Regions from separate parts of the Homo sapiens genome. Here region 1 is linked to region 2. A link is an interaction called in ENCODE POLR2A ChIA-PET data of the cell type or tissue named here. Cell type or tissue: B cell. All regions are shown on one strand. Each heading gives the region's core, and the rest is flanking DNA. Links, peaks and the distances in the headings are about the cores only.

Region 1 (5,351 bases), core at 278-5,277, 170 kb after region 2:
ATAAATCATACCACGAGAATACCAGATTTATCTAAAAGGAATTTATTCCATCATTACCAATCACAGAACATAAAGAATAGCCTAAATATCAATGAGAAAATGGTTAAATGTGTGTGCATCTGTAGAATGAAATATTAGGCAGCCATTTTTTAAATGAGATAAATCTGGGTGTTTTACTCTGAAAAGAATTCCATGATAAATTGCTAAGTGAAGAGGAGAGAGAATGAATCATAGCCCAGTATTAGCCCGATTCCATTTATCACTATATAATAATAACTCCTATGTGTATTTGAACATATAAATAGGCGTGTCTCTATGCAATCATGAAAATGTTGGGAAGGACATACACCAACAGGATAGAGGCAGGGATGGAGAGGCAATGAGAAAGACAGAAACGTTCATTGATGACCTTTGAAAGAGCAGGGGTGGGGATAGGAATCAATGGGGTGGGAAAGTGGTGAGCTGTGAGTATGGGGTACTCGGGATTAATGATTAGGAAGATGGAGATGTAGCTTAAGAGGCAGACAGGGTGATACATAAGGTTTTGTTGGCTAGGATAGGAGAAATTTGAGTCTATCTGTATGCCAAAGAAAGGGAAAAAATACAAAAAACAAAAGCTGTAATAATTGAAAGAGCACAGTAGTAGTGGAGGCAGTAAGGAATGGAATCAAGACAGGGCGATCCTCCTTTCTCTGGGGTTGCAGAGGCTGAATGAAGTTAGCAGAAGCTTTACCAGGAGCTACAAGCAGATGGACCCTGTGAGGGATAGGCAAGGCCAGAGGCAGAGAGGGATGCAAATGGTGGTGTCAGAAATAAAAAAAAAAAAAAAAGGAAAACATTGGAAACTACTCTTGAATTGATTTAGGTGGGAAAAGATGGAAGACTTTGAGGAAGGAAAAGACATAAGACCTAAGTTCAGAGCCCAGCTGAGATCAAGTATTCATTTGTAATGAAGCAAGTTGCCATTTCCGGAGTGTCCAGCAGCCTGGGGGAGGAGAAGGAATCCAATGGGTTAGGGTCAGAATTAGAGGAGTTCCGGATTTAGTAACATTTAAAGAGCTGTCCAAGGGTCCCAAGCTGGGCAAGGAAAGCCCAAGCGATGCTGACAGCCTGAGAGAATATAAAGAACTGAACGTCTTCATAAGAGTTTTTTAAAAAAATAAAAGCAGATATTCCAGGGGTAAGGAAATGACAGAAGTGGCGAAAGAGCAAGTTGGAGCTACAAGGTGGGTTGTCCTAGTTCTTTGCAGAAGAAATTCAGGCTCTAAGGGCCAAGGTATAACCAAGGTGATGGGTGAGCGTTGTGCTGTTGGTTTGTCTCAGGAGACTCTTAAGTCCCATGAGGGCAGGGATTATGCAGCTCGCCTTCTTTACATCTCTAGGGCTGAGTGCAGTCCCTGGCACATAATAGACACACAGCAAACATTGGAGGGAACCAGCGGCTAGGGTAGGGTGGAAACTAAGATCTTGGTGTTGAGGCATTCAGGTATCTCTAAGGTGAGGATGCTGGACAGGTTTCACTGTTACAGTCACTGAGGGAAATCACAGGAGACCTAGGTAAAGAGAAGTATAGAGACTTGTATTAAAATGATCAAGAATTGTGGGAAAACTTCTGGTTTTAGTTGATATTAATTGGTAAGGAAAGAGGAAGTGACAAAAGCAGATGGTCTGACCAGTGTTTTGAGCCCAGATCCACCTGCCACAGAGTATGTAGGATATGTATTAAATCTGCACGTTTGGGGGCTCTGCCCTAGACCTGTCGTATCAGAATCTCTGGGGATAAAGCCTGGAAAACTGTATTTTTAACAGTTTCTTCACAGATATGTAGGCCCAGTCAATAAGGCTCAAAAACCACTGGTGTAGACTCTGATGTGGAGCTTCTTGGCCAAGTGTGGGAAGCAAATGGAAGCAAGGAGTTTGTTAGCTTCTTCTCCTGACCCAGCAAATTCAGGACAATGAGAAAGGAAACACTCCCAAAGCCTCTTAAAGAAAAGCTTTGAAAGAAGGAGCTTCTTTGTACCCATGAAAATACAAAGGGGGAAAAACTGGCTTCAGGAGGAAACCAGTTTTGGTTAAATCAAAGAAGTAGAAAGTACGTGATGGAAAATGCCTAGGCTGTTTTGAATGGCTGTTTCGAAAATGTCTACATGGATTCCTTCCATAGTTATCAAAAGACTCAGGTTATTTGCCCTTCTATTGAAGAGGGAGGTTTAGGTTTAGTCTCAATTACCATTCCATCAATGGAAATGGCAGAAAATACTGCTGAGTGTGTGCACGTGTCCATAGAGGAATTTGATAAAATATTTATACGTATGTATATTGTATGTACAGGCATACTTTATTTTACTGAGCTTCACAAATAATTGCATTTTTTTTTTTTTTTTTTACAAATTGAAGGTTTGTGGCAACCTTGAATCAAGCAAGTCTGTCAGTGCCATTTTTTCAACAACATGTGCTTATTCATGCCTCTGTGTCACATTTTGATAATTCTCAAAATACTTCAAAGCTTTTCATTATTATTGTGTTTGTTATGGAGATCCCTCATCAGTGATCTTCAATGTTACTATTGTAATTGTTTTGTGGTATAAGACCACACCCGTATAAGACTGTGAACTTAATTGATAAATATTGTATGTGTTCTGATTGCTCCACTGACCATTTCCTGTCTCACTCCCTCTCCTTGGGTCTCAATTAGGGCGATTAACAACCCTCCAGTGGCTTCTAAATGTTAAAATGCAAGGAGGACTCTCACATCTCACTTTAAGTCAAAGCCAGAAAGGGTTAAGCTCAGTGAGGAAGGAATGTGCAAGAGGCCTGGCTAGCTTTTGGTCTGTCTCAGTACAAGTTACCCAAGTTGTGAATGCAAAGGAAAATAACTTGAAAAAATTGAAAGTGCTACTTCAGTGAAGACATGAATGATAAGAAAGCAAAACTGCCTTATATCTGATATGGGGAAAGTTTGAGTGGTCTGGATAGAAGATCAAACCAGCTACAACATTTGCCAAAGCCAAATCCATAGCAAAGCAGTAACTCTCTTCAGTTCTGTGAAGACTAAGAGAGGTGACGAAGCTGCAGAAGAAAAGTGTGAAGCTAACAGAGGATGGGCCATACGGTTTCAGGAAAGAAGCCGTCTGCATAACATAAAAGTGCAAGATGCAGCAGGAAGTGCTGATGTAGAAGCTGCAGCAAGTTCTCCAGAAGATCTAGCTAAGATCACTGTTGAAGGTGGATACACTAAACAACAGATTTTCAATGTAGACAGAACAGCCTTATATTGGGAGAAGATATCATCTCAGACTTTCATAGCTAGAGAGAAGTCAGTGCCTGGCTTCAAAGCTTCAAGGGACAGGCTGACTTTCTTCTTAGGGGCTAAGCCAGTGTTCATTTACCATTCTGAAAATCCCAGGGCCCTTAAGCATTGTGGTAAATCTACTTTGTGCTCTAGAAATGGAACACAAAGCTGGGTGACAGCACATCTGTTTACACCAAGGTTTACTCAAGATTTTAGGCCCACTGTTGAGACCTACTTCTCAGAAAAAAGATTCCTTTCAAAATATTACTGCTCATTGACGGCACATCTAGTCACCCAAGAACTCTGATGGAGCTGTACAAGGAGGTGAATGTTGTTTTCATGCCTGCTAACACAACATCCATTCTGCAGCCCATGGATCAAGGAGTAATTCTGGCTTTCAAGTCTTATTATTTGAGAAATAATACATTTTGTAAGGCTGTAGTTGCCATACGTTCCTCTGATGGATCTGGGCAAAGTAAATTGAAAACCTTCTAGAAAGGATTCACCATTCTAGATACCATGAAGAACATTCATGATTCATGGGAGGAGGTCAGAATATCTGCATTAATAGGAGTTTGAAAGAAGTGATTGTAACGCTCATGGATGATTCTGAAGGGTTCAAGATTTCAAAGGAGGAAGTCACTGCATATGTTGGGGAAATAGCAAGAGAACGAGAATTAGAAGTGGAGCCTGCATATGTGATTGAACTGCTGAAATCTCATGATAAAACTTGAATGGATAAGGAGTTGCTTTTTAGGAGTGAGCAAATAAAGTGGTTTCTTGAGATGGAATCTACTCCTGGTGAAGATGCAGTGAACATTGTTAAAATGACAACAAAGGTTTTAGTTTGTTCCATAAACTTAATTGATAAAACAGTGGCAGGGTTTGAAGGGATTGACTCCAATTTTGAAAGAAGTTCTGCTGTGAGTAAAATGTTATTAAACAGTGTATTGGTCAGAGTTCTCTTAGAAGGACAGGAGTTTATTAAACATTAACTTATGATCACAAGGTCCCACAATAGGCTGTCTGCAAGCTCAGGAGCAAGGAGAGCCAGTCCAAGTCCCAAAACTGAAGAACCTGGAGTCCGATGTTTGAGGGCAGGAAGCATCCAGCATGGGAGAAAGATGTAAGCTGGGAAGCTAGGCCTGTCTCTCCTTTTCATGTTGTTCTGCCTGCTTTATATTCACTAGAAGCTGATTAGATTGTGCCCACCAGATGAAGGGTGGATTTGTCTTCCCCAGCCCACTGACTCAAATGTTAATGTCTTTTGGCAACACCCACAGAGACACACCCAGGATTAATACTTTGTATCCCTCAATTTAATCAAGTTGACACTTAGTATTAACCATCACAAACAGCATTGCATGCTACAGAGAAATCCTTCATGAAAGGAAAAGTCCATCATTGTGGCATACTTCATTGGTATCTTCATTTAAGAAAATGCCAGTCACTCCAGCCTTCAGCAGCCATCACCTTGATCTATCAGTAGCCATCCACACGAAGGCAAGGCCCTCCACCAGCAAAAAAGGTTATGACTTGCTGAAGTCTCAGATAACCATTAGTGTTTTTTTTAGCAATAAAGCATTTTTTAATTAAGGCATGCACATTTTTTAGATAATGCTATTGCATACTTAATAGACTACAGTCTAGTGTAATCATAACTTTTATATGCACTGGGAAGCCAAAAAATTTGTATCACTTGCTTTATTGTGGTTGTCTGGAACCAAAAAATCAATATATCTCCGAGGTATGCCTGTATGTTTATTTCAAGACTAAAATAAAGAAACTTCTTGTAAGGAGTTTTCTTGCCCACAATTAAGTCATCTTCACAATGTCCTTTCATTTTGGACCGCTTTCAAAATATTGTTTTTAGCATTAGAACCACACCAACTTAAAGCTTGGATATATTTCTGCAACTACAGGGATAATGGGAACTTTGTGCTTTCAATGGTTTTCTCCAAGGATGCCTTTGTCCTGGAGTCAGATAAGAGAGTTGCAGGCTGGCTTTCAGATACTGGAAATCTTACAGATGGTAGCAAGAAAAGTGATATGGGAGGAG
Region 2 (5,351 bases), core at 122-5,121:
GCAAAAGGTTGAATTAATCGCCAGATAATTATGCTAAGCAGAAAAAAACAATCAAAAGTGTTATATACTATATGATTCATTTCTATAATATTCTTGAAATGGCTAAATTATAGAAATGTAGAACAGATTAGTGGTTACAAGTGGTTAAGAAGGTGGGTGGGGGCAGGAGGGAATTGGATGTGACTATAAAGGGCAGCAAACAAGAGGGATCCTTGTGGGGCAGAGATGTTCTGTATCTTAACTGTACCAGTGTCAACATCCTGGTTCACATCGTTCTATAGTTTTGCAAGATGTTATCACTGGGGGAAACTAGGTAAGGGGTACACAGGATCTCACTGTATAATTTGTTACAACCGTATGTGAATCTACAGTTATCTCTAAATTAAAACTTTAATTTTGAAAAAGTGAAGCAATTACTTAACCACTGGGGGAAAAATGAAATCATATCCCTATTTCAAACTTGACATCAAAACTAATTCCAGGAGTTTGAAGAGTTGAATATAAAAACAGCTCATATCTACCATATGTTGGGCAATTTCTACGTGCCAAGTATATTCATAGAATGGGAGAGTTCCCCAATCCCCTTGGAGAAATTGCAATAAGGGTGTGGCTCATTTGCTCGGGTCACCATGCACTGAAATGCCTTATGGGAGGGGTAGCATGCAGACGGGCAGGTGCAGGAGTCAGGGCAAGCGTTTTTGGGCTCTGGCCCCATGGTAGCATCTAAGGGTGTGTTACAATTAATATTCTTTTAGCAGTTGCCATCCACGGACAGCTGAGTGTTAAACCAGCTTAGCGGAGGGTCAGGGTGACAGCCTTTTACACCCTGCCCTCTGCCCTCTTGGTACTCGACTCCTTATCCAGCATCCAGAAAGAATCAGGTCACATGGACTTGAAGAATGGTGAATGTGAGGATTTTACTGAGTGATGGGGGTGGCTCTCAGTGGGATGGATGGGGAGCTGGAAAGGGGATGGAGTGGGAAGATAATCCTCCCCTGGAGTTTGGCTGTCCTGTGACCAATCTCCTCTCTGTTCCCAGCCGAACTCCTCTCGACATTCAGACGCTCTTTCTGTTCTTTCCTTCTCTGCTGTGCCACTCTGCCACTGTTTTGCTCCTTTGCTCTTCTGCTTGTGGAGCCTGGGGTTTGGGGTTTATATAGGTACAGGATGGGGGGGTGTGGCAGGCCAAAAGGCAACATTTGGACACAAAAACAGGAATGCCCATTCCCATTTAGGGCCACAGGTTTCCAGGCTTGAGGGTGGTGCCTTTGCCGAGGAACCACCCTCTTCTACCCAGTATTTCCCTGCCTCCTGTCCATGTCATTCATATATATTCTCATGTTATTCTTCCAAGAAATTTGTGATAGAGGTATTATTATCCACATTTTAACAAAGAGGAATATTAGTTCTTTTCCTAAATTTGCACATTAAAAAAGAAAAATCTACACATAAAAGAGAAATAATACACAGCAATGTGTTAACCTTGATTTGGATGAATAAGAGTCTAAGTGTTTTGAGATTTTTCTTCTGTAATTATTTATATGCACTGGGTTTTTCTATAATGAACATGCTTTCTTTTTAAAAAAAATTTTAAGATTATGCGAAAATAAAGGAAGGAATTTTTATCGGGGACAGGAACAAGTCAGTAGGAAGTATGGCTCACACAGCACAACACACAAACCCAGGTTAATATAAACTATGTTCTGATAATTGCATCTAATTACAAGGGAGAGCTAAGCACTAATAATGTTTAAGGTGGACGTTTTTAAAATAACAATTAGCAATTACAAAGGAGAAATTTGGCAACATTTGAGAAATGACTGAATGGAATAAATATAACATTTCTTAAAAGGTGATTTTATAATTACTAATTACTTTTGCTCCAATTTCAATCTACTTGGAAAAAAAAAAAAAGATGGGCAGTCCTGAAGCCACAGGACTGCTGTAGTTGTCCAGGCAAAGAGTAACCAGAACCTGAATTGGGGGATAGGAAGGAAGGGGCAGAGATCAGAAAAGTTAAGAAGGAAGTGAATAAGACTGGTGATTCATTAGCAATAAAGAACAATGGGCAGAGAAAAGCCAGAGTGTGATGTAAGAGACAAAAACAACATTGGCTAGTCTTGGTTTTGCCACAATCCAGTTGTAGATCCTCAGGACAGATATTTAATGCTCTCTTAGCTTTGTTTTCCTCATCCCTACAATGAATGTGTTCCTCTATAACTTCTCAGGTCCCTCCAAGATCTAACGTTTTGAGGCTGAGTGACCAGAATGATGAAGGTAACATGAACAGAAGTCCCACAGAGGAACCTGATCCCAATTTCTGGGATTTAGATGATTCTGTTGAAGCTGTTTGACCTTGGACAAATTACTTAACCCTTCTGTGTGTCCATTTCCATTATAAAATGGTAATAATAATAATAATACTGCCTACCTCGTAGAGTTGTCCTACATAAACCTATAGGGGGGTGCCTAGCATATCATTAAGTCTCAACAGATGTGAACAACCAACAAAAATGCCATCTGTTCTTAAAACTGATCACAACTATGCCTCACGGTTTCATCAGAGAGACTCTCTAGACAACAAAACTTTTGTCATAAAATCCAACTTTTATGACATCCCCTCATATATATTATAGGAGCAGATGTTGGATGTTTATAGAAATGTGACATGTAGGATTTTGAGTAGCTGAGTCACTAGACTTTCAGAGTTGAAGCCTTCAGATACTACGTCCTAGAGTGAGTGCTCGTTGTCACGTCCACTCTTCCTAGCCCAGCACCATCACATCCTAATATTTGTCATAGGTATTACCCCAAAGCAACAGAACATGAAGATCTGAGTCATTATGAAAAAATAAGTGTTGATCCAGCTGCCGTAACTGTCAGAAACAAACCACTCTGAGCACAACGGATGCCAGTGCACCAGATTGTGAGGGTGTGTGACTGACCTCCCAGTCAGTCCTTGGCTCCGTTGCCGTCACTTAAAGGATTTGCAACAAGAACATGGCGATATGGCACATTTATGCACGTATGTGCTTCCCTCCCTGCCCAAGCCTGTTCTCACCTGAATCTCATAATAGGGATGGCAGTTCAAATAACGTCTGCCAACCAAAAAAAAAAAAAATAGTAATTATTTGCCTGGGACTCCAGGAGGAAAACTAAGTACAAGAGTGTCAAACTTCAGGGGAGAGGATACCAGTGAAGAAACATTATTAGAACATATGTCTTGACACTAAAATTATAGGAAACATCTATGCAAAAGATGCAGAGAAATTTTTGCTATTATCATTTAAGATTCCATTGAGTGAATTTTGTAAAACTTGTGATTTCAGAGCCAACTTTCAATTTCAACTCACATAAAGCTGCATGAATCAGGCACTCTCTAGGTCACCATCTAGAACAATGCTAAGGGTACTTTCCAGTGTAAAGTCAGGGTAATTCTCTTCTATCCAGTTCCCTCAACTTCACTTTAATGGCCACCAAAATTGCTGGTATGGAAATTCCTATAATGTAAGGGGAAAATGGCGGTTAAATGATTATTCCTTTGTTTCTCTCTATAGTGGTAAAAATATTTTTGTTTTATCTCTGGCTTAACATTTTTTTCATCTTTGTCAACATTATATACTGACTAGGCAGAATGTTTATATCAAACCTTAGAGTCTCTGGTTTGCAGGTTCATAAATGAAGAAAGTGACTCTGTTTGTTTTTCCTGATCACCTGAACACAAAACAGCCCTATCAGCCTCAGGAGCTAAAACCCAACTATCATGAGCTCATCCCTTACACCTTGAACATTTGATCTTGTAACACATTGCAAGTTCTCATCATCTATCCTTTTGTCTACAGGCATTAGTAGAGATGATCTGTAGTTTTGGTTTTTTCCTTTTTTTTTTTTTTTTCTGCTGACAAAGCTGTGGAGAGGAGGGTGGGTGTTGAAGAAGCTGCTGAAGAAGCACTAGCAGTTTGTCCTTAAACTCAAAAATTTCAGTGGTGCCTACAGCTCTTCCAGTAATTTTTAAAGGGCCTATTTCCCTGAGTTAAATCCTTTTCTTCTTCAAATACCTGGAGGTATTTCTATTTCCAGTTCTGAACATAGACTGATAGTTAATACCATTGGTCTAGGACAATGACCCTTAGGGATGGTCCCGACACACCATTTACAAAGCGAATTGGTTTTTCTGAGGTATAAAAATACACATTGAAATTGGTTTTCTGGCTACCTTACTTTTACTAAGCTGAGTTCTTTTTATTGGTGTTTTTGTTATTCCTGCTCTCCTAATTATTGAAAAATCAGTGAATAAACATAAACAGCACAGCCAGGAATTCTTGGCTCATGCAAAGGGATTTTTCTTAATGCTCATTTTATCATCTACTAAATAATTGAAGGGATGATGATATTCATGAATCTTGGTGGGATCGTGGAAGCATTTGAATGAGAGCTATAAAACTAGTGATAAAATGTTTACTGATGGTATATAATTTGCCTAGACTTTACAGAACACCGCAAGTTGTCACTTTTCTATTATCACGACAGTTTCAAAAATAGGAAAATTGAAACTCAGAAAATTTTGGTCAAGGAAAACGGCAAGCAGCTAAACAAAAACTCAAACCTCGGATATTTGGTTCCAAACACCATGCCCTACTTTCTACCCCATACTACTCCTCTGTACATTAGAGATCAGTACATTAGAGATCAGACCTAAACATTTTAGGCAGTATTTATAGTGTACACACACACACACACACACACACACACACACACGTATGTATGTTTGTATATGTATCAAGAGGCACAAAACTCTTTTTTATCACTATTTTTCTTGATTTAAGAGGCACAAAACTCAACCTTGATTGTTCAGGGTCATTAGTTTTTAGCCATTTTTCTTATTAGAGTAAGTATTTTATAATATCAGGATATATTTTATCTTGATTCTAAATATATATATACACACACATTTTATACACATATATTTATATGTGTATATATATGTATATATGTGTGTGTGTGTATGTTCCTTAACCTCTGAGGTTTGGTTAAATACTGACCTTCACTTCTGGATTGCGAGGAGTATAGGTCATATTAAGGCTTAATGTTCCAATTCTATTTTTAAATTATCCGTTTATAAATTAAGCCACTTTAAGCCTGATGCTCATCCTCGTAGTTCTCTTTACAGCTCTCTCTCCTCTTTAAGTAATCAGTTTCTTCTCTTTCTCTTTTATGTCAAAAGCCTTCCTGAGATAATGAAGGTCAATTCTTTCTCCGTTAGGGATATCTCAAATCTCTCCAAGGGCTTCTTCAAATCTCTCCGAGGGCTTCATTTCCTATGCAGAGTGTGCTATCCTTAATCACTTGAA

Evidence for each region. ChIA-PET counts read pairs that join two places held together with the same protein. Peaks named below come from ENCODE experiments on the same cell type or tissue, not always from the same donor. Only the 100,000 strongest peaks of a DNase experiment are listed, where the experiment ranks them.
Region 1: POLR2A ChIA-PET joins it to region 2 with 7 read pairs; 3 of 35 experiments call an interaction of 5 or more read pairs at or near these places.

Annotation. Positions count from the first base shown.
Region 1 is chr6:105,290,637-105,295,987 of GRCh38, reverse strand. The region is part of intron 10 of PREP (prolyl endopeptidase); the gene reads left to right. Among named protein-coding and RNA genes, the nearest start is that of PREP-AS1, 14 kb to the right of the region's middle. In B cell, for the core only: no CTCF peak of the experiment used is centred there; no DNase peak of the experiment used is centred there.
Region 2 is chr6:105,456,786-105,462,136 of GRCh38, reverse strand. LOC105377921 (a long non-coding RNA gene) reads right to left here. Exons shown (of 2, transcript XR_942832.3): 1 at 5,043-5,351. Among named protein-coding and RNA genes, the nearest start is that of PREP, 56 kb to the right of the region's middle. RefSeq lists enhancers at 2,591-2,650, 2,661-2,930. In B cell, for the core only: no CTCF peak of the experiment used is centred there; no DNase peak of the experiment used is centred there; H3K4me3 peaks cover 581 bases; H3K27me3 peaks cover 321 bases.